Linked DNA regions of Homo sapiens: all the other regions are linked to region 2. A link is a contact called in ENCODE Hi-C or POLR2A ChIA-PET data. All regions are on one chromosome and are shown on one strand. Each heading gives the region's core, a stretch centred on a gene start or an enhancer-like site at or near the end of the contact. The rest is flanking DNA. Distances are from core to core; before and after follow the strand shown. Region 1 has its middle 29 kb from the start of UBE2G1. Region 2 overlaps ZZEF1 (zinc finger ZZ-type and EF-hand domain containing 1). Region 3 overlaps ITGAE (integrin subunit alpha E).

Evidence for each region. A loop is a pair of places that touch in the nucleus more often than their neighbours do. ChIA-PET counts read pairs that join two places held with the same protein, here RNA polymerase II (POLR2A). Pooled maps may share reads with other maps.
Region 1: a loop to region 2 is called in a map with no recorded cell type, with 12 times the contacts of the local background. The contact joins two enhancer-like sites. A Hi-C loop is called at or near these places in 13 of 37 single-sample maps with no recorded cell type and 4 of 50 pooled maps. POLR2A ChIA-PET finds 5 or more read pairs at or near these places in 1 of 52 experiments (OCI-LY7).
Region 3: a loop to region 2 is called in a map with no recorded cell type, with 11 times the contacts of the local background. The contact joins two enhancer-like sites. A Hi-C loop is called at or near these places in 2 of 37 single-sample maps with no recorded cell type and 3 of 50 pooled maps.

The regions. Positions count from the first base shown.
Region 1 is chr17:4,394,344-4,397,436 of GRCh38, forward strand. No RefSeq gene overlaps it. Among named protein-coding and RNA genes, the nearest start is that of UBE2G1, 29 kb to the left of the region's middle. RefSeq lists enhancers at 1,351-2,121, 1,705-1,784, 2,122-2,891. Within about 2 kb of position 1,773, at least 6 of the 41 ENCODE cell types and tissues checked have a DNase peak (open chromatin) inside an H3K27ac peak, as active enhancers do.
Region 2 is chr17:4,072,507-4,075,560 of GRCh38, forward strand. ZZEF1 (zinc finger ZZ-type and EF-hand domain containing 1) reads right to left here. Exons shown (of 55, transcript NM_015113.4): 22 at 2,757-2,923; 23 at 2,591-2,672; 24 at 1,644-1,845; 25 at 102-250. Among named protein-coding and RNA genes, the nearest start is that of ZZEF1, 69 kb to the right of the region's middle. Within about 2 kb of position 1,770, at least 8 of the 41 ENCODE cell types and tissues checked have a DNase peak (open chromatin) inside an H3K27ac peak, as active enhancers do.
Region 3 is chr17:3,761,729-3,764,945 of GRCh38, forward strand. ITGAE (integrin subunit alpha E) reads right to left here. Exons shown (of 31, transcript NM_002208.5): 3 at 2,141-2,232; 4 at 187-254. Among named protein-coding and RNA genes, the nearest start is that of ITGAE, 38 kb to the right of the region's middle. RefSeq lists an enhancer at 1,951-2,050. Within about 2 kb of position 1,728, at least 4 of the 41 ENCODE cell types and tissues checked have a DNase peak (open chromatin) inside an H3K27ac peak, as active enhancers do.

The DNA.
Region 1 (3,093 bases), core at 523-3,022, 320 kb after region 2:
TCCTCCCAGAGGCTAAAGGAATGGGGTAGTCACATGTCCAACCCAGGATGTGAATGTGGCCAGTCTGGCCACAGCAAGTTAAACTACCTCTGGGGTGTGTCCTGCTCCTGGCTTCCTGTAATCTGGTTCCTTGGAGGCTAATTAACACAGAGCTAGCTTTGCTCCAGGTTTCCCACCTTGGTGTAGCTCCTTCCATGCTGTCTCTTGGCTCAGGGATGGATGGGTTGGGGAGCGGGCTCCTGACTGATGGAGGGGGTAGTATGTAGGCTGGAGGCTGGAGAGCTGGGTCCAGCTAAGCCTAGCCCCCATCCAGGCTTCCAGAGTGTGTTTGCTGCTGGCTTGAGATCAGCAGGTAGTGAACCAGGCCAGGAGGTCATTGCCCTCTCCAGGCCTTGGTATTCTAGATCCTTCTCCTCCTTTGGCCCATCTTCCTTCCTTCCTTCCTTCTTTCCTTCCTTCCTTCCTTCCTTCCTTCCTTCCTTCCTTCCTTCCTTCCTTCCTTCCTGCCTTCCTTCCTTCCTTCCTTTTTTCTTTCTTTCTCTCTCTCTGTCTCTCTCTCTCTCTCTTTCTCTTTCTTTCTTTCTTTCTTTCTTTGAGACAGAGTCTCACACTGACACCCAGGCTGGAGTGCAGTAGCGCAATCTCAGCTCACTGTAACCTCCGCCTCTCAGGTTCAAAGGATTCTCCTGCCTCAGCCTCCCTGGCCCATGTTTATTCCAGTGGCTCTTGCCCTCTCTCTCCCACAGTTGCCAATCCCAAATGAAGATATCTCTCAGGGGCAGCAAGAACCCCCATTCTAAGCACTTTAACCTCTTTTCTTAGGATAGCCAGATAAAATACAGTAACACTCAGTTACCAGCCTGGACAACACGGCGAAACCCCATCTGTACCAAAAATTTTTAAAAAAGCAACAAGTAGCTGGGAATGGTGGCTTGCACCTGTAGTCCTACCTACTTGGGAGGCTGAGGTGGGAGGATCACCTGACCCCAGGAGGTCGAGGCTGCAGTGAACCATGATTACACCACTGCACTCTAGCCTGGGTGACAGGGTAAAACCCTGTCTCAAAAAGAAAAAAAGAAAGAAAGAGAAAAAGGACACTTAGTTAAATTTAATTTCAGATAAGGAATTATTATTATTATTATTGTTATTAGAAACAGAGTCTCGCTCTGTTGCCCAGGCTGGAGTGCAGTGGCACGATTGAGGCTCACTGCAACCTCTGCCTCCCGGGTTCAAGCAATTCTCGTTCCTCAGCCTCCCAAGTAGGTGGCAGTACAGATGTGCAGCACCACACCGGTCAATTTTGGTATTTTTAGTAGAGATAGGATTTTGCCATGTTTGCCAGGCTGGTCTCGAACTCCTGGCCTCAGGTGATCTGCCCGCCTTGGGCTCCCAAAGTGCTGGGATTACAGGCGTGAGCCATCACGCCCGACTAATTTTTCAGTATAAGTATATTCCAAATACTGCATGGGATATAATTATACAACAAAATTTAGCTGCTTATTTGAAATTCAAATTTAACCGTGTGCATGTATTTTTATTTGCGAAATCTGGCAGCCTTGCCCGTTCTTCCGTAGCAGTTCCAGACAGCCACGGCCACCTGGTCCTGGTCCTCGGGAGTACCGACACAACTGCCACCCTAAAGGGCACCAGGAACTCTACCTCCATCAGCTCGCAGATGGTCACCGTGGCAGCTGTCTCTAAGGAGGGTGTTCACTCCTCTTCCACAGATGACAAAACTGAGACTCCAAGAAGCCAAGTGACTTGTGTAAGGACAAACGGTAACCAAGGCGCAGGGGAAGCAGCCAGCCTTTGCCAGTCTGACTCCAAAGTTCAAGTTCTATGTACACCCCAGGTAGCTTGGCAAACCACCCACTTCTCGAACAGGAAGGCCTCAACCCTGCCGTTCACAAAGGAGGAAAAAGACAGTGTGTGCAGGCCCCCAGGCACAGGACAGACAAGATTCGGTGCTAGAATATTCAAAGTGATTTTGAAACCCAGCGCCTCTTAGTAATAACAATACCAGTTTCGGTCATTTGCATAACTTTCTACCGTTAACAAAAGGTATCCCCAGCAGTTAATTACAATGACAAAGAAGGCACAAGGAGGCCGGGGCGGTGGTTCACGCCTGTAATCCCAGCACTTTGGGAGGCCGAGGCAAGTGGATCACCTGAGGTTAGGAGCTCAGCCTGGCCAACATGGTGAAACCCCATCTCTACTAAAAGTACAAAAAATTAGCCGGGTGTGGTGGCACATGCCTGTAATCTCAGCTACTCGGGAGCTGAGGCAGGAGAATCGCTGCAATCCGGGAGGCGGAGGTTGCAGTGAGCTGAGATCGCGCCACTGCACTCCAGCCTGGGCAACAAGAGCGAGACTCCGTCTCAAAAAACAAAACAAAACAAACAAACAAAAAAAGAAGGCAGATGGGAGAGAGAATGGTCTGTAGGATCCCTCTGCAGACCCTGGGACGTTTCCTGTGCTCCCACTGGACATGGCTGGGGTGGGTGGGTGGGTGCTGGGCAGATCCTTCTGGGCCAACTTCCAGGAGCTTCTAGATGAGGGTCCTGAAGTCACAGGCTCTGAGCGTGGGTCTGGGCAGCGCACAGAGGGCTTGGGTCCCAGTGGCCAGTTCCAGCTCTGCCTGCAGGACCCCAGTGTTGGCGAACATGCCATCGGTTACAGTTCCTGACACCACCTGCTGGACTGGATTCCAGGCGGTGTAAACCAGTCTCTGCTCTCAGGGAGGGTCTGAAAGACGACGGATCCTTTGAGGGAGGGAACTGGGAGCCCAGGCCCTCAAGATGGGTTAGGAGTAAACTGGAGGGGAGGGGCTTGGGACACCTGCCGGGGGAGTCCAGGGTGGGGTAAGACGCTGGAGAAAATATGATCAAAATGAGACTTATGTAAATCAAATCTCGTTTGGTTGCAGATCTTTTACTGCTGTTTTGATCTGCCATTGGCAGAGACTGCTGACTACTTGGGCTTTTGAGTTTTTCTTCCCCTTTTTACGTGCCATGTGGGGCAGGGGGCGGGAGGAGGTGGGGTGCCCTTTAGGCCACCAGGTTTTGTTTTTGTTTTTTGAGACAGAGTCTCGCT
Region 2 (3,054 bases), core at 520-3,019:
TACGGGTAGTAAGATAGAAACACAAGTGTTTATAACTTAAAGTAATAAATACTTGCAGGCAGTTTCCAGTCTAAATAGAAAGAAAACGGAAGAGTAAATACCTCCTTACTATTCCGGTGTGGGTGAGTGGGCCAGCTTGCTTCTAATTCCAACTCTGGACAAACCTGATGCCTGAAGACAGGTTTCCACAGTGGGGAGCTTAGGACTAATGCCATTTTTGCCTGAGGTACTACCATGTTACTTCCTAACTCTAGAAAGAGAAGAAGACATATGACAGTTCTATTTTTGCCTTAATATATTGAGAATCTTTGAAATGAGAAAGAAAAGGTTAAAAAAAACCATGGATACTATTAAAACTTAGAGAAAGTTTACCCACATACCAGAATGTAATTGTGATACTTTGTAAACACATACCACAGATTAAGCTAAACCACCAAGTCCTGAAATACTGCTGCTCTGTGGAACAACTTCAGTTACAAGGTACCTTGGAAATGACTAATCTGTTTATAGTAAGCTGAAAATAGGATATGAACCATTTCTGGCATATAACACGAGGCCATTCAGGAACATTTAATTATGGAAAAACATTCACAATTTGTAAACTTAATTCTGTAGCAAATAATAAATATCCAGCATAGATGTGTTTAGAATAGGCAAAGAGAAAAGAATAGGTGGAAATAAAAATGCTAATAGCTATTTCTTTCTTTCTTGGAGAAATATTAAAAAAATCAGTTACTTCTGAGTGTTAGGATTAAGGATGATTCTATTTTCCTTTGTTTTTTTCCACTATGTAATTTTTCTATATTTTACTTCTAAAACTGGAAAAACTCAAGAAATGATCAAGAAATAAAATACAGTAGAAAGTTTTATTCTGTAATTCTTGTTCCCTGGAAGAATTAAATAAACAATTATACTGAACACATCTTTTTCCTTTTGTTTTAAGAGACAAGAGTCTCTCTCTGTTACCCAGACTGGAGTGCAGCAGTATGATCACAGCTCACTGCATGCAGCCTCTAACTCCTGGGCTCAAGTGATCCTCCTGCCTCAGCCTCCCAAGTAGCTGAGACAAAAGGCATATGCCACCACACCTGGCTAATTTTTACATTTTTTTTGGTAAAGATAGGGATCTCACTATGCTGCCCAGGCTGGTTTCAAACTCCTGGGATCAAGAAATCCTCCCACCTTGGCCTCCTAAAGTGCTGGGATTACCAGCATGAGCCACCTTGCTCAGCCCTGAATGAATCACTTTAAAACAAAATCCATAGTCACATATCTACATATATTTACATAAATATTCACATATTTAAAGGATATGCAATCAACTTATTCTATACTCCTGCCTTTTGGTTGGACTATACCTACACCTACTTGCAAAAAAATGACAATGTTGCCAAAAAAAAAAGCTGTTATCCTCCATAGACAGAGAACCCATGGCAGCCTTCCTGCTATGTTCCAAAGTCTAAGGCAAAAAGCTTCGTGACAATGGTATTGAGTGGACACTTTATTCTTTCGGTTTAAAGGAAACTGAAAAGGCGTATTATTAACCCCCTGCCATTACGTGGAAACGACCTACAAGAGGGCAAGCGCGCATCTTGCACTTCACCGTGGTTGTAAGAAGGGAAAGCACAGGGATGTGCACTTACGGCGCACAGACTTGAGCGCCATGCACTGGGAAGCCAGGCGTCCCATCAGCCGGGAGACGAGGAGCTGTAAATCCAGCCCCCAAGACACGGCAACATCGGGCAGCCCACAGGCAGTGACAGTGAATTTGTAGCCCCATTCGTTGTGACTGCTGTCAGAGTGAAAGAGGAACTGCAACCGAGGACCGGCCTTGAAGGTCACTTTCTAGAGACAAACAGAAATCATGTGGTCAGACAGATTAGAGGAGGAGTGCTTCAGAAATCAGCATGCTCTTCATGACGAGAAACATCTCAGTTTAAAATTGATCTCTATTTCCACATGTCCAAAATGACTAACGGAGAAATGTACAAAGGGGTGACGGAAACAGACCATTCACAGCCACACCCCATGAAGAAGGAGAGTTGGCAGAATACTGCTGCTCAGCTTTCTACACCTGGGGTGACCATCTGTCCACTACCGACTCAGCCAGTGGTCACATTTCCATGCCTCTGCTCCTGCCAAGACCACTGACCATGGAGAGAAGGTCAACAGTCTGAGGCAGTACTAAACCTCCAGCCCAAGAGCTCAAGCAGCTCTAACTGTGAGGCAGACTCTTGGCTTCCATCACATGGTCTGGGCCATCCTCCTAGACCCACCAGCACTTCTTGCTAAGGATGAAGGCTCTTCATTTACTCTAGACAACGCTGTCTGCTGCAACTACTCAACTCTGCCACTGCAGTGCCAAAGCAGCTATAAATGATAAACAGGCATGGCTGTGTTCCAAAAAAATTTGTTTACAAAACAGGTGACAGACTATAGCTGGTCAAACTCTGATATAAATCCTTCCTTTCACAAACGTGTAACATAAATGCCTCCCTTCAAAGACCTTACCTCTACTGCCCCCTGAAGGCTGACAAAAGGAAAAGCATTGGTGCAGAAGTAGGTACCTCTTTCTGGGACTATCACTCACCTTGGGCCATTTATCAGTGCCAACTTTTGTGTCATAGCGTGTTTTCCGACCTCTAGCGTCGGTAAATTCCAGATAATCATACCTGTGAAGGCATAACCTCTATTAGCTTCCTTCTCTCATTGCTGACCTATTAGCGCTTGGGGGTGAAAGAATATAGAAGTCTTACCTTTTTTCAGTTTCACACCTGTCATCGAATTCCACTTCAAAATAGGTTGCCCCTGGGCTAACAAAGACGGATACCTCATGGCAATTATTTTCATAGTTGTGGGCAGATTCCTTCGTCCACGTATGTAACACCACAGGCTGTTCCTGTTGCCAGGTCTCAACATCCAGCTATGATAACAAATGAGCCAGGGGAAAGAAAGGTTCTATCACTAGACACCTAGCCACATGCAGCAGACTGTTTCTCTATCAGTGCTCCAGGCAGATGGCCTTGACAGCCCTGCACAAACCAGCAGGCAGGC
Region 3 (3,217 bases), core at 478-2,977, 310 kb before region 2:
TACCTAGGTCAGCCCTGGTATCAGGGTGGTCAGAGCTACAGTCAGCCCTGGGGTTGGCACCAGGGAGACGCTAGACTCAGCCTCGGGAACAGCATGGCAGTCAGAACTGGTCTCAACACCAGGGTCAACCACGAGGGCTAGCACCAGCCTCCCTAAGGCCCTCCCTCCTCTCGCTCCTGCACTCACCAAAACACCGTGGTGGCTCCGGACAACGGTCACTCCCCGGTGCCTCCCCTTGGGGATGGGGACATGCTCTGAAAAAGTTAAGCCCAGGTGAGGAGGAGGAGGGGACTCTGGGAGGCAGAGACCCGAAGCCAAGGTCAGAGGGCACAGAGCCACCTTGGTCAGGCCCCCATGAGGAACTGTTGGCCACTCAGAGAAGCCTCTAGAAAGCTAGAGCGGGGGCCTTCAAGGTCAGGACTGGACACGTTCAGGGCCGAGTGCCCATCCCCGGGGCTCATTTGCTGACCCTTTCAACACGTGCCCATTGACGTCTGCTCTGTGCCCAGCCTTGTGAGCGTGGTGATGGGCGTCCAGCAACAGCGGATGCCTGCTGCTTTTCCTCAGTGGGTTTGGTCGGGCAGGTGGGTGGAGAAGCACTGCCTGGTGGGTATGTAAGTGCCAAGGAATGTGCAAGATACCGTGGGACTGGCTGTGTGGACCAAGGAACCCCCCAGCCTCACAGACCCATCCTGGGGAATCTTACTGCCCCCAGCCTCAGGGGCAGAAATGGTAGCTCCTTCCTCGTCCTCCCCACTGTCAGCCTCAGGATACTGTCTTATTTTTCAGTCATGGAATCACTCAGTCAACCCTGCTGGACTGAGATTGAGTCTGTTCAACTCAGTGCCTCTCAGACAAGGATTTTTTTTTTTTTTTTTTTTTTTTTTGAGACAGAGTCTTGCTCTGTCGCCCAGGCTGGAGTGCAGTGGCGCAATCTCGGCTCACTGCAAGCTCCGCCTCCCAGGTTCACGCCATTCTCCTGCCTCAGCCTCCTGAGTAGCTGGGACTACGTGTGCCCGTCACCACACCTGGCTAATTTCTTTTTGTATTTTTAGTAGAGACGGGATTTCACCGTGTTAGCTAGGATGGTCTCGATCTCCTGACCCATGATCGGCCCACCTCAGCCTCCCAAAGTGTTGGGATTACAGGCATGAGCCACCGTGCCTGGCAGGATTTTTTTTTTTTAAACAGTCTTGCTCTGTTGCCCAGGCTGGAGTCCAGTGGTGCAATGTCAGCTCACTGTAACCTCCACCTCCTGGGTTCAAGCGATTCTTCTGCCTCAGCCTCCCAAATAGCTGGGATTGTAGGCATGCACCACCACGCCTGGCTGATTTTTGTATTTTTGGTAGAGATGGGGTTTCATCATATTGGCCAGGCTGGTCTCGAACTCTGGACCTCAAATGATCTACCCGCCTTGGCCTCCCAGTGTGCTAAGATTACAGGCGTGAGCCACGGCGCCCAGCCTCAGACAAGACAAGGATTCTATTTATTTATATATATATAGCCAAGAGGTTGTCAGTAAATCTGTGACCTGAGTTTGACTGGGTAGGATGGATAGAGTTTAATGAGTGAATCAGGTTCATTCATTCATTCATTCATTCATTCATTCAAATGGCATTTATTGAGTACCTAATATATGTCAGGCCCCATGCTAGTTACTAGGGTGGCCACAGTTAGACTGAATATGTAGGGGGTGAATTGCACTGAGGTGTGATGACTTGCATCAGGAAGGGCTAGAGTTTCGAATCAGCCACCAACACTAAAAGTGTGAACTTTGTCATACTGGCAACCAAAAGACCTACATTCTCTGAACTGTAGCTTCCTCTCTTATAAATGGCGCGGTTTTGAGGATGAAAACAGAATGACTCAGAGGACTGCCGGGCACAGGGTGGGCACGCAATACGCTGTAGGTATCATTTCTGTTGCTAGGACTGTGTCAGGAAAGGTGGCTGGGGATTAGGATTGGGTTGGGGTGGGACTGGGCATTGGGATGGAATCTTGCTGTGGGTTATGCTGGAGTCTAGGGGTGAACGGGCTGGATGAGGCAGGGCTGGGGTTGGAATGGTTTGAGTTTAGATGAGGGGGATTTTGCTAGAAAGGGGGTCCTGGGGAGCATTCCCTGGAGTTGGGGCTGACTTACCTACAGGATGGCAAAGGATTTCATCCTGGACAAGGGAACATCGATGGAGGGGCCCTGGTGTCCTCTTGGTTCTGGGGCTGGTGACCAGGAGCCTGAGTGGGAGGGGAGGTTGCAAAGCTGAGCTGGCTGATGTTCCTCGTCTTCTCCCTGCCTGCCCAGCACCCTTCCCATTCCAGTTGCCTGCACTCACAAGCTCCCTGTCTGGCCGGCAGATTCCTAGCCCAGACTCTGGATTATGGGGAAGACATTTGCCCAACCTCTGCTTCTACACAGCACCAGGCAGGAAATGGTTAAATGCAACCCCTCTCTGCCTGCTGCCCACCCTGACAAAGAAGGGGTGATACTGATGGTTAATAAAAACTCTGCTCTCTTATGGGGACAGGGATGGGGAGGCCAGAAAACCACCAGCGTTGGGGTTGGTTCTGTTGGGGGCAGTGCTGGCTTCCTCGTGGGCCACCCAGGGGGCCTGCCCTGCCTGGCCTTAGTTCCTGAGAAGAGTACGCTGGTGCCCCTATCCTGTGGGTCAGTCAGAACTGGAGGTTTGGAGGCCGGGCGCGGCGGCTCACGCCTGTAATCCCAGCACTTTGGGAGGCTGAGGCAGGTGGATCATCTGGGGTCAGGACTTTGAGACCAGCCTGATCAATATGGTGAAACCCCGTGTCTACTAAAAATACAAAAATTAGCCGGGCATGGTGGCGTGTGCCTGTAGTCCCAGCTACTCAGGAGGCTGAGGCAGGAGAATTGCTTGAACCTGGGAGGCAGAGGTTGCAGTGAGCGGAGATCACGCCACTGCACTCCAGCCTGGGGGACAGAGTGTGACTTCGTCTCATAAATAAATAAATAAATAAAAGAACTGGAGGTTTGGGGGTGGCTGCCTCAGCCTGATTAAGGCAGCCTCAAGAGCTGCGCCTCCTGACTGCAAACTTCTTGCCCCCACCCAGGCCCAGTCCAGGGAGACGGCAGATTCCAGGGACAGCCTCAACATTCTCACCATCCACGTTACCCAGGAGAACTGGGCTGTCCTGAGACAGACAGTGAGCTCCGGGGGTTGTCATAGGGGATGGTGGGGAGGGGACG